Linked DNA regions of Mus musculus: region 2 is linked to region 1. Evidence: chromatin contacts called from ENCODE Hi-C or POLR2A ChIA-PET data. All regions are on one chromosome and are shown on one strand. Each heading gives the region's core, a stretch centred on a gene start or an enhancer-like site at or near the end of the contact. The rest is flanking DNA. Distances are from core to core; before and after follow the strand shown. Region 1 has its middle 21 kb from the start of 1810063I02Rik. Region 2 overlaps Pemt (phosphatidylethanolamine N-methyltransferase).

What was found. A loop is a pair of places that touch in the nucleus more often than their neighbours do. ChIA-PET counts read pairs that join two places held with the same protein, here RNA polymerase II (POLR2A).
Region 2: a loop to region 1 is called in a map of T-helper 17 cell, with 2.2 times the contacts of the local background. The contact joins two enhancer-like sites. A Hi-C loop is called at or near these places in 1 of 37 maps with a recorded cell type or tissue (T-helper 17 cell). POLR2A ChIA-PET finds 5 or more read pairs at or near these places in 1 of 5 experiments (embryonic stem cell).

The regions. Positions count from the first base shown.
Region 1 is chr11:59,898,493-59,902,363 of GRCm38, reverse strand. No RefSeq gene overlaps it. Among named protein-coding and RNA genes, the nearest start is that of 1810063I02Rik, 21 kb to the left of the region's middle. Within about 2 kb of position 2,033, at least 3 of the 3 ENCODE cell types and tissues checked have a DNase peak (open chromatin) inside an H3K27ac peak, as active enhancers do.
Region 2 is chr11:60,002,362-60,006,286 of GRCm38, reverse strand. The region is part of intron 2 of Pemt (phosphatidylethanolamine N-methyltransferase); the gene reads left to right. Among named protein-coding and RNA genes, the nearest start is that of Gm38498, 23 kb to the left of the region's middle. Within about 2 kb of position 1,387, at least 1 of the 3 ENCODE cell types and tissues checked has a DNase peak (open chromatin) inside an H3K27ac peak, as active enhancers do.

The DNA of each region.
Region 1 (3,871 bases), core at 784-3,283:
TTTACTTTCTCTTTTCTCCAAGATGTGTTTGGCAACAGCACATGAGCTGTGTAATCCTTCCTCTAGCCGGCCCTCAGCACAGCATGTCCTCAAGGACACAAAGGTCACCAAACATATGCAAGTCTGGCTTTAGCTGTGATCTGAGTCTGGACACAAAACCTTCTGTGACACCGTCAGAAATTACGTCACTAGTACAGGTCAGGTGCTAGTCAGGCAACACAGGCTTTCGAGACTCCCAGAAAAGGCAGCTCTACTGGGGCTCATTGTGTCCTTGGGGGCCACAGGAGCTTAAGAGCTTCCTGGGCCAGGGCTCTGCATCCTTTGTCTTTGTCTCCATGCCACAGCTCCAAGTGCCAGAGTAAGAAGAAATGGGCCCCGTGGACGGATACGGACAATCCTATGTCAATCCTACAATTGACTTGACAAGGATGCATGCAAAGATGGGGCAGGTCACTTGGGCCTCAGAGCAGGCATAGTGGCACACCACAGGTCTGTAATCCTGGAATTCTGGAGGCTGAGGTAGAAAGTTCACAAGTTCAAGTACAATCTGAGCTACTTAGTTAATTCAGGATCATGCTAAGGTTATGTAGTGAGACATTGTCAAAAAAAATAAAAAAGGAAGGAAAGGAAAAGAGGGAGGGAGGGAGGGAGGGAAAGAAGGAGGGAAATAAGGAGAGAAGAAGGAAGGAATGAAAGAAGGAAGGAGGGGCTGGCGAGATGGCTCAGTGGTTAAGAGCGCCGACTGCTCTTCCGAAGGTCCGGAGTTCAAATCCCAGCAACCACATGGTGGCTCACAACCATCCGTAATGAAATCTGATGCCCTCTTCTGGAGTATCTGAAGACAGCTACAGTGTACTTACATATAATAAGTAAATAAATAAATCTTAAAAAAAAAAAAAAAAAAAAAAAAAAAGGAAGGAAGGAAGGAAGGAAAAAAGGCCTAGAAAATGAGCTTTCTGGGGTGTTCTGTCTGCTGTCCAAATTCTCACTCCAGGACAAGGACAGGTTCACATAACTTCTCAAAGCTCTTTTTGGTCCTGGCTGATGCAGTCAGGCTAATGTTGACCCAGGAGTTAAAATGTCTACAGAGACATGTCACAGTGTTTCCTGAGCTACCATGAAGGAGGCCCAGGTCACAGCCTCCCCTCCATTGCCAGCAAACCCAGGCCATCTGCTTCTCAGCTTTCTTTCCCAAATGGTCTTGAGAAGTGTCCAGAACAGAGCAACCACTCCACACTCTGCTGTGATTCTTACCATTTCATTATACAGAAGGAAGTCTGAGCAGACCTGCTGTGTGGGGCTGGCTTCCGCTTCCTCAGACACAATTCCTACATGCTGCCTGAGAGTCCCAAGGTCCTCCTTCCAACCAAGTAAACACAAAGCAGGTTGCAGGGAGAAGGGATACAGGGAAGTAGACATGATCCTTCACTGGGTGGCCTCTGTCCATTTTCCTCCAAATCAGTCCCACTGGGAACTCCTCCGGTCTCACATTAATGCTGGGCTACTGCGGCTGGGGTAGGGGATGTGGCAACTCTCCATGGTGAATGTGGAAAGTTCCAGCAAACCCAGGATTTCCAAAACACATGCTTCCTACCTTTCCAACCCTGAGCAAGTCTCCTGACTTCTCAGCCCCTCAAACTCTTCATCCTGAAACTGGGCACTGGGAAATTCAACTCCACATACAAGAAACCAGGCATCCGGTGAATCTTTGGCAGGGCTAGCCTGTGCCATTTTCTAAATTAGATATTAGTGTCCTCCTCAAAGACTGTGCCTGACATGGGCAGACCTGAAACAGCCCATTGGCATCAGCTACCAGAGCTAGCTGCTCCTAGGCACCAGTCCTTCTGCCAGGGACCATTCTGGCAGCTGGCAAAAGCCTCTAGGGACAACCGGGAACATACAGGAGGTACTGGAGAAGGTTCAGTGAGGGACGCAATTCTGCAATCTCCCCGTGGGACGATGACAGTGGGATGTTATTTCCTGCAGGCTTGAGGGGCTCTGTGCAGGCCAGAGCCCTTTAGGGATGGGCACATGTGTCATAAATGGCAGCCTGCCCCCTCCTTCCCTGCCTCTGGGTCCTTTCAGTTCCCTGTCATGTAGCCAGGTGGCTTCACCCAGCTGCCAACTTGCCAGCCTCTTTGTCCTCCTCTGCCCCAGCCTTTTCCCGAAAGCTGCATCCTCAGGATGCAGTGTTAATTGAAGTTCTGATTGCTAAATTGTCCTTGGAGCTGAGCGGAGCGGAGCATGGAGGGCACCGTGGAGGCAGCTCTGGGCTGGGTCCTCAGCTGCCCTGCTGGGCGGGGAGTGGCTATAAGAACAACCCAGCACAGCCACAGTGTGATGCCAGCACAAACATCCTCCAGCCTCAGCCACCCACCCAGCTTTGACTGTTTTCCTACCAATGCCCCTGAGGTCGTGTGTGAACACAAGGAAGTTGATTTTTTTTTTCCCTATCCTATTTTTAAACCTGGCTGGGCTGGCAGCGGTCGCCATTCAGTGCCCTGGCCTTATTTTCTAGCTGCTGCAGACAGACAGTCCACAGAGAATGGCCCAGTGACACCTCTGCTGGCCCTGGAACCCAGCCTGATGGCTCTGGGTGGGTGTTTCCTTCACAGCCTGGGAAAATCACTGGCTCCACCCCCCTGGTACTGAAACTGAGGTTGAGAAGAGATACCACCACCACCACCACCACCACCACCACCACCACCACCACCACACTACCCATTTCCAGAACATTCCCGTCATCCCAAAGAAAGCTCATTTAGATCTCTGGTTCCCATCAGCCTGAATTCTGTTACTGTGGTGATTCTGCACAGCTCCTGCAAGTCACCCCTCAGCCATCCTCCAGGCTGTAACCTTAGTGAGGGCTTTCTCTCCTTTCTCCAGGTCTGTCCAGTTGCACATCCCACAGGGGATGGTGGGACGATCTGTCTGTCTGTCTGTCTGTCTGTCTGTCTCTCTCTCTCTCTCTCTCTCTCTCTCTCATTCACTCACTCTGGTGAGCACTGCTGTTGTAGCTATTGGGAGAAGCTTCTGTCTGGACTCCTGGTTTGTGTTCTGTGTGGATGTCAGGCTAGGGTTGCCAGGCCTCTGTTGAACTGTTTAACGTCTTGAAGCTGAGCTTGCTAAGGGACTTGTTCTCTCTTTACTTGAAGGTGGAGTTTCAGGTGATGGCAAGGGGCTTTTCTGGGCAGCAGTGGCACCCCAGGGGTCAGTGTGGGGGCCAGACCCATGTGGAAAGCCTAGGTCACAGTGGAACCCAGGTTATGCATTTGACTCCGTGCACTTATGTCCCATGGTCCCCTAACTAGGAATATCACACCCCGGCATGTCTTCTGGGTCTCAGGTTGCTGTGTGCTGAAAGACAATCATGATAATCAGGAAGTGCCTGAGCACTTGGAGTTATCTGGTTCTAAGGTGAGTATCCCAGCAGACATGGGTTGACGGGTCCTGGGAGTAGGGACCCTGGCTCTCTGGCATCTCCCACACCTACTGCCTGTGAGCTGAGGCCCACTGGGCCCCCCCAGGCCTTGTTACTGTGCTTATGTTCTGCCTCGCATTGAACAGCTTCCTCAGAAAGCTTGGGGAATCCCATGGGCATATGTTTGCTCAGCACCACACACTCTACCTGGGTCTGAGCTCAGCTGGCCGGTTTGACTACACACAGACTGTTTTGTCTTGCACGTACCTTGTGGTCCACTGTGACACCTCAGCTTTTCTGGTCTGTTTTCTTGCCTTTATTTGAACACCTGGACTTATACCTTCTTGTGTGCTCTTTGGAAAATACACCACTGGAGTGCATACACTGGCTGCTGCTTCCTGTGGCAGAGGTGACCGTGCACGGGCCTGGCAGCCTCTCCAGGGCCCCACA
Region 2 (3,925 bases), core at 138-2,637, 100 kb before region 1:
TTTTCGTTTTTCTCAGCCGTGGTCTATATCTGAGGTAAAACCAGACCAAATGACCCAAGGAAGTGCAAAAAAACTCAATAGCGTCAATTAAATGACATTTACTGTTAAAAGGACAAGAAGTTGACAGGGAGCTGCTGTGGCTGCAGACTGCCTTGCAGCCTTCCAGGCTTCCAGTAGCCAAGTGTAGGAGCACAGGCAGCACTCCTGAAGCTGTCACCCACCTGTCCCCACGAGCCAAGCAACTGCTCAGCCCCCTTTCCCAGCATAATCTGGCCTTTCCAGTGTTCACGAAATGGTGATGACTAAGAAAGAGGAGACAGATTTTAAATGTGTTCTCAGCATGTTTCACATATATCTTGAATTTTTCAAAGGTTGAATTACATTTAGTTTTTAACTCAAATATTTTAAGGTTTATATAAAGACCATAATGCAACAAACAAACAAACAGGTGGTGCTCTTAATTAAATAGCATTCATATAATTTTGGCAACTAAAACTAGAAACTTAAAGTAGTTAATTATTTACATTGAAATCTGTAAAATTATAAACACTTTGAAATGTGAAAACCAAGGTACAGTTACATTTCTAAGTCATTTAGAAGGTCAAAACTAAATATCTTATCAAGGAAAAAGACATTTGCAAGCTTGATGACCAGAATTTGATATCTGGAACTCACAGTGGGGGGAGAAAATGGCCCTCAAAAGTTGTCTGTGGGCACGCATACACGATGATGATGATGGCGATGACAATGACAATGATGACGGTGATGACAACGATGATAGCGATGACAATGATTACGATGATGATGATGATGATGGTGATGTCGATGATTTTAATGCACATTAAGTAGCCAGTGTGAAGTTAGGTCTTGTGGGGAAGTTCTGGCTTGCTTTCTCTAGATGCTTCGTAGTCACCCCAGATATTTCTTCTAATTGATGCTGGGTCAGAAGGGATGAGGGCTTGCTGCCCCTTCTAAAAGAATAACTGACAAATAATTAAACCGCAGGGTTTCTAAAAGTCAGAATAAAAGACACAGTATATTGAAGATAAACAGTCTTTTGAAATATTTTTGTCCTTTAAAAATAGTAGCTCCTTTCTAGGAGAGTTCACGCTCAGCCTATCCAGCATCCAACAAGTCACAGAACTCAACAGGACAGCGCAGCTTCAAGTCTAAAACGGTCAGGTAGACTGGAGTAAGGCCAGGGTTCAAGTGGCCCAACTCCAGAGTGCCATGGAAATAAAGCCAATGGAACAAAGAAGCCGGCAAGAGCTGGCCAGGCGAGGGTGGAGAAAGGAGCACTGACTCCTGCTGATGTTATGTAAGGAGGAGGCGGGTGACCACTGTCAAAAGCTGAAAAGGGAAAATAACTCTGAAATATACAGAAAACCAGAGTGAACCAAACTCAAAATGGAATTTTTGGCATGTCGTGGGCAGCATGAAGGCCTTAATCTGGGAGAGCATTAGGAGGCCGAGAAAGTATCTTCCCAGCAGTGAAGTAGCATACCAGGCCTTGAAGGGAGAGAGAGCTGTCCTTAATCCCCAGAGGAGCTGCAGTAGGAGAGACAGGTCATGTATGGATGACAGAGGTCTGGAGGGAGAGCGCTTTCAAACCCCCAAGTGTCACGAGAAAGTGCTTCATGGTCGCAGGCAGCCATTTTGGAGCCTTCAGAACCAGAAAATAAAGGGGGTTTCTGAGTCTTACCGGGTTCGGACTGGTGGGCAGCCTTTATTCCACATGGCCCAGGGTGTGTGATTCCTGGTATGGAGGCAGACTTTAGGTCGGGGCATAGTTAAACATTGCCTTTGTCCTAGGGCCTGGTCCTTCTGAGTCACAGCAGGTTCCTGTCCTTACTCCTATGGAACAGCCTGTGGGGGCAGGCTGGTGGAGGGTCTCCGAGCTAACAGTTACATAACGTATTGCACCTGTCATAAGAGCATTCTTCTTACAAACATGACTAACACTGTGTGCATCAGTCTAATAAAGAGTCTGGTCCTTTGGTGAGCAATCCTGGGTTTATCTTGATCATTTTACAGTGTACATTCAAATCAGTAGCTAGACAGGAGGCAAGCACTAGTAGGTGTGGAGGCTGGAGATGAACCCTTTCTCTAACAGAGGAGACTAAAAATTAGCGAGTAAACAAAAAATGAACATATAAAGAGCCCCGCCCACCCGGCTGGCAAAGCCTTCCCTGTGCATACATTGTATACAGTGCCAGCTAGGGGTGCTGAGTCCTGGAGAGACAGGCGTCAGTGACAGCTCCACACCCCCCCCCCCCAAACACACACACACTGTTACTCATCCCTTTCCTGCAGCTGCCCACAGATTCTCACCCCCAGCTCCACCCGCTCTTCTCCATTCCAGCTCTAGGTTAAGAGAACATCACTTCCCTCCCCGCTCGGTCTCTTGTCTCCCCAGTGAGCCTGCTGCCTTCACATAGGTGTCCATCATCGAGTCTGATGTTACCCTCCTCTCACATCTCATCAAAACAGTCTTTGAACTTCCTTCTGAGTCCATTTCCAAACCTCCCATCAAGGAGCCTAGGAACCTTCAAAAGGAAACTGATTCCTGGTAACATATTTACACATCATGATGCCCAGTTTTAAATTCTTTAGCATTATTTACAACAAAATGTGTTATCTACTAGTAATTATCCCAGTAGCATAATTAATTCATTTCAACATTGGCAAAACTATATGTGTTTTTCATATGGACCAACGCCCAGAAATCTCTCTCTCTCTCGTAAATAAACCCTAAATAAAATTTACATTCTATGCTTGCTAGCAAAAAGCAGCTTAGATATTTTTCTAGCCACAGAGTATATTTTAACTCTTTTTCACTCAGATCTTGGTTCATCTCCTTTTGATAAGACTTAATGAAGTAGCCTTTATCTGTTATATACAGAGCGAGCTAGCGTGGATCCTCAAAGTTCTTGTTTGTAGGGATTATTTCTTCTGTAATTTTTATTGTAAAAAGGAAATATAATGTTTTTTGGCAATCATCCGTATTCATCATTTTATATGTTCCAGCCTTAATGAACATCTTACATTTATCACTTGTATATTAAGGACATTTCTAAAAAGAAAACCATAGTAATAATTTAACAAAATATTTTTTTCTTCCTGCCTCACTTTCAAGAATATTTGAAAGTAGAAAGCGCCAAGATTCCTTCAGGGAAGGCGCTCCTAATCAATGCTTCGGTCGTTAGCATTTCACACAGGCCTGCCTGCGGTGAGCTCAGGGCTCTTTCTAGTCTCAGATTCAAAACTCTCCTCATGTTAGCGTTGTTGCTTTCTCTTTAAAGGAAGAAACAAACAAAAGAAGAAATGCAGTGACTCTCCCAAACGCCCATATTCCTATATATACACGTATTCAAACAGGGCGGGGACAGAACTGCTGGGGTAAATTTATTTAATTCAGTTTACCTTAAAATAGTAGCAACAGTTGTCTCACACCTTAGAAACTGAGAACCTGGTCATTGCTGGGTCCTTGAGGCTGGGCATCATGGCAGCTGGAGTTCCACGGTGGCCGTCTCACATTGGCAAGGCTGGCACCCAGTAGTTGCTTGCTCCATGAGGCCAAGTGCCTTGCCACTTCCATTTGAGCACAGAACCCTCTCCTGGAGAGTTCCTGAAGAGCTGATGTTGTAGTCAGTGATGGAAGCGGGCAAGCACTGGCTCCGATATCAGTGAGGGAATTGGCGGCTGCAGCAGCGCCAGGATAAATCAACTCTGTGAAGAGGGGTGTCCACTGAGCAAAAGGCCGACAGGCAGGACAGCCCTCCAGGTGAGGCTCCTACCCAGGCATAGTGATTTGAAAAAGAACGGCCCCCCATAGGCTCATTTGAATGCTTGGTCTTTAGGGGATGGTGATACGTGAGAGGGATTAGGAGGTGAGGCCTTGTTGGAGTGGATGTGGCTTTTTGGA